2 separate regions of the Homo sapiens genome follow, and region 2 is linked to region 1. A link is an interaction called in ENCODE POLR2A ChIA-PET data of the cell type or tissue named here. Cell type or tissue: A673. All regions are shown on one strand. Links, peaks and the distances in the headings refer to the core of each region. The heading gives the core; the rest is flanking DNA. Region 1 has its middle 13 kb from the start of PPP1R1A. Region 2 overlaps NCKAP1L (NCK associated protein 1 like).

Region 1 (4,389 bases), core at 131-4,130:
TTTGTTTGTTTGTTTGTTTGTTTGTTTTGCAGGGGTAGAAGGTGGAAGAAAAAAACCTTCTACACAGGTTCAAGGTGCAGAGAGAGATGTCATGGAGGGCCAGCGCTCAGCCGCAGTGCCTCAGGTATACCTGGCTCCATGCAGGTTCTCCAGCCACACTTCTGCTGCTGCTTGTGGGCCTCATCTCATCTGTGTTCCTCCTACATGTCATTATCAGTGAGCAGCTCACGGCAGCATAGCGGGAGGAATTTGTCTTGCTTAACCAGGGAAGGTTCAGTTGCGTTGGAAGAGGGGATGGCAAGGCATCTCCATGTCAGTCTCCTCCTCAAGGCTCAAAAGACACATGGGGCACTTGAGCTGTGCAGGAATCCCATGGCTAATGCCAGCATCATACTGTGGCAGAAACTAAGTGGTATCTGCAAGAAGAGAGAAAGCCTTGACTTCACAAGTGGGAGAAATCTCTCGTGGAGTGACTAATGTTGGCATTAAGTTTGCCTTCAGAGGGTGGGGTCATGTATACAGCCTCTTCTTTCAAAGTGGGGGCTTAGGATATTTCTATCATCTTATGATATTTAGAAGTTTAAGCTTGATTCAATCATACCACAATGTATACATATATCGAAACATCACATTGTACCCCTTAAATGTATACAACTATGATTTGTCAATTAAAAAATTAAAAATTTTTAGAAAACATAGAATCTCAGACGTGACTAGATCTATTTATTTCACGCATGAATTCCCTTTAGAGTGTATTTCATCTTCTCAGTAATTCTGTGGCATGCTTCCTCAGGACATGGGCAATAACAGCCCCCAAACCCCCATTAAAAAAAAAAAAAACCTGCATTCCTTTGAAACTTACCTAATAATGTTTCACCACTAAACTTCCTGTTCGTCTTCCCTCACTCTGTGCAAGTGACTGGGTCAACGCTCCCTCTAGCGGCCTCAAACTGTTTTGCATCGTTGTTAAATCTCTCCAGGCCCCATTCACCCTCCGTGATCTAGAAATAAATAAATATTCTGCTCTCTTCTAGTTCCATCCTTAAAACTATCTAGGCATAGAGCCATTTCCCTTCTCTTTTAATGTATCTCAAGCATGGGCTCTATGAACTCAAACTTTCTCCTGAGAAAATCTCATCTTTTCTCCCAACTCAATCAACAGAACTGCCCTCTTTTTTCTTTTCCCTTTCTGTCTGACTTGTCTCACTATAAGACCAAGACTTGTACCTTATATGAACCCCACGTTTCCCTGATTCTTAGGAAAATATGATTTCTAAAGAGTTTTCCAGGTACAGGACTTGTTCATTTCTCCCATACTCTTCAAGTTTATAGTAATTCCATGGAGTTTTTCTTCACTTTCACCCAGTGACATTTCCTCCACATAAAGGATCCCATTATTTTTATCTGTATGAAGTCGACCACACCTCTGTGGTTAATCCCACAGTGGGACTCTGAAATCTGAAACCCTGGCTGGAGCTTCATAAATGTACAACCCCAAGCCACTTTGAGACTACGTGGTAGGAAATAATCCCAGGAGCCTGTGATCAGGCCATAAACAAAATCCCTCCTGAGTCTTCCTGCCACCCTAAATGCAGTTCAAAACAAAGCACACATTGGGACCTGCATCTGTGGGTGAGAAAAAAGAACAAGAGAAACGTGTTAAATGAAAACTAGGAAAAAAGTGAACAACAACATAAAAGAAACCAAACTAGACAATCAGTTGGACAGCCAACCTAGCATCACCTACTAAATATTAACACACATCATCTGAAGCCAAAATTTCACAGCCTTATGCTCTGTACCCAAGTGGAATTGGGATAATTTCATTCCAGCCTCAGCTGCACCCACGCAGCTGCAGGTCAGAGTTACCTTTAGAGTGTTTGCTGTTAAAATCCACTGTATTTGGGTCCCCCAAGGCCAGTCTTTGACTTCACCATCACAGCTCCAGGGAGGGCCACCAGCACGTCATCCCTCTGCCCCTCTGAGTCTGGCCAATGGAGAAGGTGTCCAGAGAACAAGGAGCAAAAAGGAAACCAAAACATCGATTGTATTAACAGCCAGACAAGTGCCGGGGAACCCACAGCACTCTGACCTCTCTGGCAAGGCTGAGCTGGAGAATGCTATCGAGACACAAGCCCAAAAGGGGCCTTCTCTCTGTCCTGCCTGAGCCACTAAACGGTGAGAGAAACAGCATGCATCCCCCAGGGAAGAGGTGGGAAGGTGAAGTCCTGTCCAAGTGTGCACCCTCATGAGAGAGGGCAGGAGGGAAAGAGGCAAAGCTGTTGAGGAACATTCCTGTTGATGCATTAACTCCGCCCCCTGGTGAAACGTGGTGTAATAAATGTTCTGTCTCACCAGCTGTCATAGCATCTCACCCTGTGGGAAGGAGCAGTCACCCAGAAGAGAGCCTTTCATCTTGTATTAGTTTTCTAATTACAAATTACCACAAATTTACCAGCTTAAAACAACACAAATTAATTATTTTACAGTTCTGTAGTTCAGGAGTTCCAGATGGGTCTCACTGGGCTAAAATCAAGGCATGTCAGCAGGCAGGGCTGCGTTCCTTTCTGGAGTCTCTAGGGGAGAATTCATTTCCTTGCCCTTTCCAGCTTCTAAAGGCTGTCCACAGTCTTTGGCCCATGGCCCCATTCCTCCATTTTCAAAGCCAGCCCCATCCGGCCAAGGCTTCTCACCCTGCCATCAGTCTAGTTATCTCTTTGGAATCCTTTGTCCACATTTAGGGATGCTTGAGATTATACCAGGCCCACCCAGATAATCTAGGAGAATTTCCCTATTTTAAGACCAGCTGATTAGCAACCTCAGTTCAATCTGCAACCTTAATTCTCTGTTGCCAGTGTAACCCAACACACTTACAGGTTCTGTGATTTCCGACGTGGACCTCTTTGTGGGGCCATTAGTTATTCTGCTCCCACACATCTCCCATGGGATTAGCCACCACTCACATCCCCCCTTAAGCCATAGGAATCAGTCACCAAAGGCCTTGAAACCATTCAGGTAGGCACCAAGGTCTATTCCTTGTCCTGATTCCTCTTGTAGAAAGGTGGGCAACCAAGATCCTTGGGTTCTGTCTCTCTGTTGACCACAGTCACTTCCAGGACCAAGCCAAAGCTTTCAGATATATTTGTCATCCAGAACCCCTACCCTGTTTGGCTCTGTCAGCCCCAAATCTAGCCCAATTCTCTCTGCCCAGTCTCTCTCTGCCAAACCCTTTTACTATGCCCTCTAGAACTCCTGATCAGTGGTCAGTAAATTCCTTGGTATTCCCAATGTCTTGTTTTGAATTTTCTCTCTATTGCTTAATCTCCCTTTTTTTTCTTTCTTCTCCCAACTTTCAACTGATACCCGTTTTTTCTTCTTTCTTCTCCCATCTTTCAACTGATATTGCCTAATCTAAAATAACATTTTAAGGCCAGGTGTGGTGGCTCATGCCTGTAATTCTAGAGCTTTGGGAGGCCAAGGTGGGAGGAACGCTTGAGGCTAGGTTTTCAAGACCAGACTAGGCAACATAGCAAGACCCTGTCTCTAAAATAAAAACAATTAGCTGGGCATGGTGGCACGTGCCTGTAGCCCCAGCTACTTCAGAGGCTGAGGTGGGAGGATCACTTAAGCCCAGGAGTTCAAGGCTGCAGTGAGCTACAATCATGCCACTGTACTCCAGCCTGGGTGAGAGAGTAAGAACCTGTCCTTTAAAAAATAATAATAATAATAATTTCAGATTTTCTGAGACTCTGACAACCTCTATTTCACTCTCAAGTGGAAACTGCTTTCTCCTTTAGCCACCAACCGCCTCAGAATCCGAAGGTGGGAAGAAGGATTTTCCTCCTTGTTCTCCACTGCCACTTCTAAACCATTCCTCTTCCGTTCTACTCCAAAATCTCCCCTTCTTTGAAGCTCAGAATACATGCTGCGCCCTCCTACCAACCCCTCTCCCTTACAGGGAGCCCCTAACCTCAGCACCTGGTCTTCCTCTTCCCACTTGCTCCTGTCCTTTTTTGAGGACTGTCAGTGTTCATGCCGATGACCCCCCAACACTCTGACTTCTCAGTTCTTAACCTTTGTACCTCAGCCTACGCGCCACCACAGCCACTTCCAAAATCCTAAATTCAAGAATCCCACGTCTGGCCACAATTTCCTGCCCTTCCATCTCCATTACAGTAGAAGTCCAGTTGTAACAATTCTTTGACCTGATCCAGACCTCCGATTCACTGACCCTGCCATTTTTTCCATGTAGCTAATAACTTCATTTCCCAAGCTTCCTTACAGACAGATGTGGCCAAGTGACTAGGTTTTGGACAGGAGGATATGAACAAATACAATAAGGGCAAATGACAGGTGGTGCCCTTGACAGAAAGAGTGTGTCCTCCCTTT
Region 2 (4,389 bases), core at 111-4,110, 83 kb after region 1:
AAGGGAGGAAAGACTGAAGGGACTACACTAAGAAAAGAATTCTGCCATAAACTCAAGTACAGAAAGGCCCTAGCCCTACTTCAGAGAAAGAGTTACTGAGCTTGGCATCTGAGAGGGAAACAAAGTTAGATAGAGGGGAAGGCACTGAGCGCTGGCAGAGGGGAGAGTGAAACAGAGAGGGCTGAGTCTACCTGCTCGCTCAGGTTTCGCTGCTCAGCACAGATCTCCAGGACGCAATTGCTGGTCTGCTTGGCCAACTCTTCCAGGAAGGAGTTGCAGTGGTGAAGACCATGGTTCTTGAGGTGGGGGTACTATGGGAAAGAGGGACCAAAGAAGAGACTGTCATCACCAGCACGGCCACTTCTTCCTCACAATACTGCTCTCATCCCTTGCCTGAATCTTACAGAAGATTCCTACCCATTCCTACAGAAGAAGAAACTGAGGCCCAGAGACAGGATACATCAAGCTGAGATATTTAGGGACTCATATCATACATCTATGTTTATACCCTTTCTGGGACCAAAATCAACCCTTGGAATTGTGTTTTGGGTGATAAGGATGATGACTAGAAAGATGACAGGGTCTGGAGATCAGGATACCTACCTCCTCTGGGCACATCTCATGAGTGCAGTGGACAAAGTGAGCACAAATCAGGGGGAAAGCAATGGCATAACGCAACATGGCAGATTCCTCCAAGGTCATGGCAAACATCTTCTCAAAGATACGAAGATGAAAGCTGCAGAGAAACGGGAAGACTTTAAATCAAGATTTAGTCCTTATTAGTAAAGTGGTGAGTGAAAAATAAAGGAAAAGAAAAATAGAGTTTAAGAGCTAGTCCCTTTGAGGCGGAGAGGATATTCATTCTTTCAAAAAACATTTACCGATATTTACCACTCTCTCCTTAATTTCTGTAACCCTTAAGATAGAACGGAACCCAAGAAACTTAATCCTTCCAGACTTTTATAAAGGACCCCAGGCAAGTTTAATGATAATCTTCTTCCCTTTCCTTGCACAAAATTTGCTATTCTTCCCTTAGAACCTTGGCATGATTTGGGCCATTCCCCCTAATTTAGAAGTCCTTCAGTAGTGTTAATTCACATTCTTCTCAAAATTTAACACTCAGGCTCCAGAAAATCTTCTCAAATTAATCCCATGAGACTGATCTTTCCTCAACCCATGTCCTCTCAACTTCATGTACTCTTTTACACTTTCTTACATTTGCAAGTACTATGTTGATGTCCTTTTCACATATAGGTATTATATCTCCCCAACTACATTGCTTACAGAAGGCAGAGACAACACATTGTGTTTTGTTGAATGAATGAGTAAGCTACATACTCCTTGTTTGATCCTTCAAAGGGTGGAATTATGTACAACAGTGGTCACCTAAAAACGTCAAGTGCTATCTAAGAAAGACAAACTCATTCAGCTCATTCTCCAAAGTCCCTATTCTCTAGGCCTCTCACTTATTTTCACTCCTGTCCACTAAAACTCAAAGTTTTTCCTGTTTCTTTTAAATCACAATGTTCCTAGAGTAAAAAAAAAAAAAAAAAATCTGAAGACGTTTCCAAAGAGAGGAGATTGAAACTAGACATATGGGCTAACTACCCCAGAGAAGCGAAGACTATGTAAAATCCAAATGGCTTTCCACAAAAGAACAAAAGAGAATACAGAACAAAAGGAATCAACTTCAAATTCCTATCACTTAAGATTATTGGTAAAAAGCTGACACAAGTGAGCTGCGGAGTTTGAGCACCTTAAGGAGATCTCAAAAACAGCAACACTTTCCAATTGTCTAGGGGAATGACAGTCCTCCGCAGAGGCCAGGCAAGAGAGCAAATGAATTGATGAAGAGCTCTGGTTCAGAGCTTGGTGGCTCTCGCCTGTAATCCCAGCTACTTAGGAGGCTGAGGTAGGGGGATTGCTTGAGGCCAGGAGTTCAAGACCAGCCTGGGCAACATAGTGAGATCTGTCTCTTTAAAAAAAAAAAAAAAAAAAAATTAAACAAAATTCTTTGAAGTAAGTGGCATAATGGAGAAAAAAATGAAAAAAGGAAACAATAAAACTTTTTAAAGAGAGCTCTGAACCAAGACATACCAGAAAGTAGACAGATCAGAAGTTTCCACCAGCAATTTTTCTACGGAGTCCAGCATTCGGGAGTGGAAGACAATGAGGTTCATCACCTTGGCTAAGTCAGGGTTCTCATGCAGGTGCAGAGGGGCCTTAGCCACGCTAGTGTATGCCTGCGGTTGGAGTTGGGAAAGTGTGGAGAAAAATAAGATGAATGAAAAAGGCCCCCAGCCTTGGAATTACAGTTTGGCCTGAGTATGTCTTGTCCAATTAGCAGTTTTCAAAGTTGACTCACTCCATAAAGCAAATTTAGGAGATAAAAAGAGAAGGGATTGTGGGGGAGGAAGAATCTGAGGATGAGAATCTTTAACAGGAACAGATCATTACCTGTAGGCGGAACCAGTCCAGCCTCAATCCTGAGAATTCAAATTTTTCTCCATTATCAACTGCAAGAAAAACGGAAGTATAAAAGGAAACAATAAACAGCACACCAATATCCAACTACATAGAATGGTAGATCCTCTTCAAAAACATCTTGTCCTACTTCCTGGCTCAAAGATCAATATTTCCGGATAAAAGATGTTCATCCTCACATATGTCCTGCCTCCCCCACCTCCCTCCAGTTACCTTGTTTGAGATTCAGAGAGGAGAGGATACTGACGAATGAGGACATGATGATGGACTCCTCCTCTGGACACACAGACAAGTTCTAAAAAAGGAGCTGCAGTTACTGTCAAGTGGGCACAGGTTCCCTAGGACAGAAACTAGGACCATGAGGCTCAGTCAGCGTATGAAGGTAGAAAGAATTGCTAAGTGTTAAAAACAGAGAGAAAAAGCCAAGCAAGAGATGAAGGAAACTTTCCGGGTTCCCTGCCATTCTAACATCCAGTTTCTCTTTATTTTTCTCTCCTATTTCTATGTAATTTCACTTAGTGGGGAAAAAAAGACGGCTGAGATTATTAGTCCTTTCTTTTTCTTTTAACAAATATGAAGGGGCAGATTGGACCTTTTTTTTTTTGAGACAGAGTCTCGCTCTGTCGCCCAAGCTGGAGTGCAGTGGCGCGATCTCGGCTCACTGCAAGCTCTGCCTCTCGGGTTCACGCCGTTCTCCTGCCTCAGCCTCCTGAGTAGCTGGGACTACAGGTGCCCACCACCATGCCCGGCTAATTTTTTTTGCATTTTTAGTAGAGACGGGGTTTCACCATGTTAGCCAGGATGGTCTCGATCTCCTGACCTCGTGATCTGCCCGCCTAGGCCTCCCAAAGTGCTTGGATTACAGACGTGAGCCACCGCGCCCAGCCTAGATTGGACCTTTTGACACCCAACTTACAGAGCATGAGATTCAGCCAGAGTGGTTTCAATAGGAAAATCACTAGGGATCATCCTGAAATTTCCAAAGTATAATCAATTAAATATCATACCTGAATGATGTCACTGAGCACAAGAGCATCAAATCTTGCCAAGTACTGAAGGTGGTATTGCTGTATCACTTTGATGTGTCTTCGGACCAGAGACCTAATCCCCTCCAACAAGAAAAGTAGCTCTGCAATGCTCCTATAAAGTTTAGGATGAGAACAGAGATGAATAAGACTAGAAATATGAACTGAGACAAACACAGTGATATCAGGGCAGAAATTGAGACCTCCTAAGGTCATCTGATGCCTCCCTGTCCCCAGTCCATCTAAGGACAAGGTTCTTAGCCATGTCAAGTACTAACGAGTCAGCATAGTCCTCAGGTGTCTTTGTCTTGGTGACATTCTCTGTGTGGCGAACCAGCCAGGTGACCTCATCACGAATGAAGGACAGGGCCATGAAAGCAAAAAGAGCCTATGGAGGGGGTAGAGACTATTAGAATTTTCAACTTTAAAAATGGATTTCAAAGCACAGAGTAAACTACCATGATAATATAGGTATGGATGTAATTGTGTAGCCACAACAGTGTGAATAATAAACATTCAGACTCACCAAAAAACCTCAACTACAGAACACACAATCAGGCAGGTACACATGTTGACACTGGCTCACAATTAGTACCCTTCTCTCCCTATCAAATAAAGTTTTAGAAATATTTACTGGGCATTTATGTGGTTTGAAACAAAAAAACAAGCTCTGTCTCCAATTCATTCACACTCAAATAGAGGATAAGACATGTATAAAAGTAATCTTAATACACCACATACTACGTATAGTGCCAAAAAAAGAGATACAAAAGGTTTTGGGATACTCCAAGAATGTTCAAGGGAATCGCATATATACATACAAATGAATGACAAAAGACTCAGAAAGGCAAAATCTCGTGAGTGCCACGTAGCTACACAG

The links. ChIA-PET counts read pairs that join two places held together with the same protein. Peaks named below come from ENCODE experiments on the same cell type or tissue, not always from the same donor. Only the 100,000 strongest peaks of a DNase experiment are listed, where the experiment ranks them.
Region 2: POLR2A ChIA-PET joins it to region 1 with 9 read pairs; 3 of 35 experiments call an interaction of 5 or more read pairs at or near these places.

The regions. Positions count from the first base shown.
Region 1 is chr12:54,599,925-54,604,313 of GRCh38, reverse strand. No RefSeq gene overlaps it. Among named protein-coding and RNA genes, the nearest start is that of PPP1R1A, 13 kb to the right of the region's middle. In A673, for the core only: CTCF peaks have their summits at 938 (motif pointing left), 2,096 and 2,298 (motif pointing left); DNase peaks (open chromatin) are centred at 933, 1,473 and 2,323; H3K4me3 peaks cover 1,119 bases; H3K27ac peaks cover 3,214 bases.
Region 2 is chr12:54,517,041-54,521,429 of GRCh38, reverse strand. NCKAP1L (NCK associated protein 1 like) reads right to left here. Exons shown (of 31, transcript NM_005337.5): 12 at 3,788-3,897; 13 at 3,492-3,624; 14 at 2,698-2,779; 15 at 2,458-2,516; 16 at 2,098-2,243; 17 at 604-736; 18 at 192-311. Among named protein-coding and RNA genes, the nearest start is that of NCKAP1L, 21 kb to the right of the region's middle. In A673, for the core only: no CTCF peak of the experiment used is centred there; no DNase peak of the experiment used is centred there.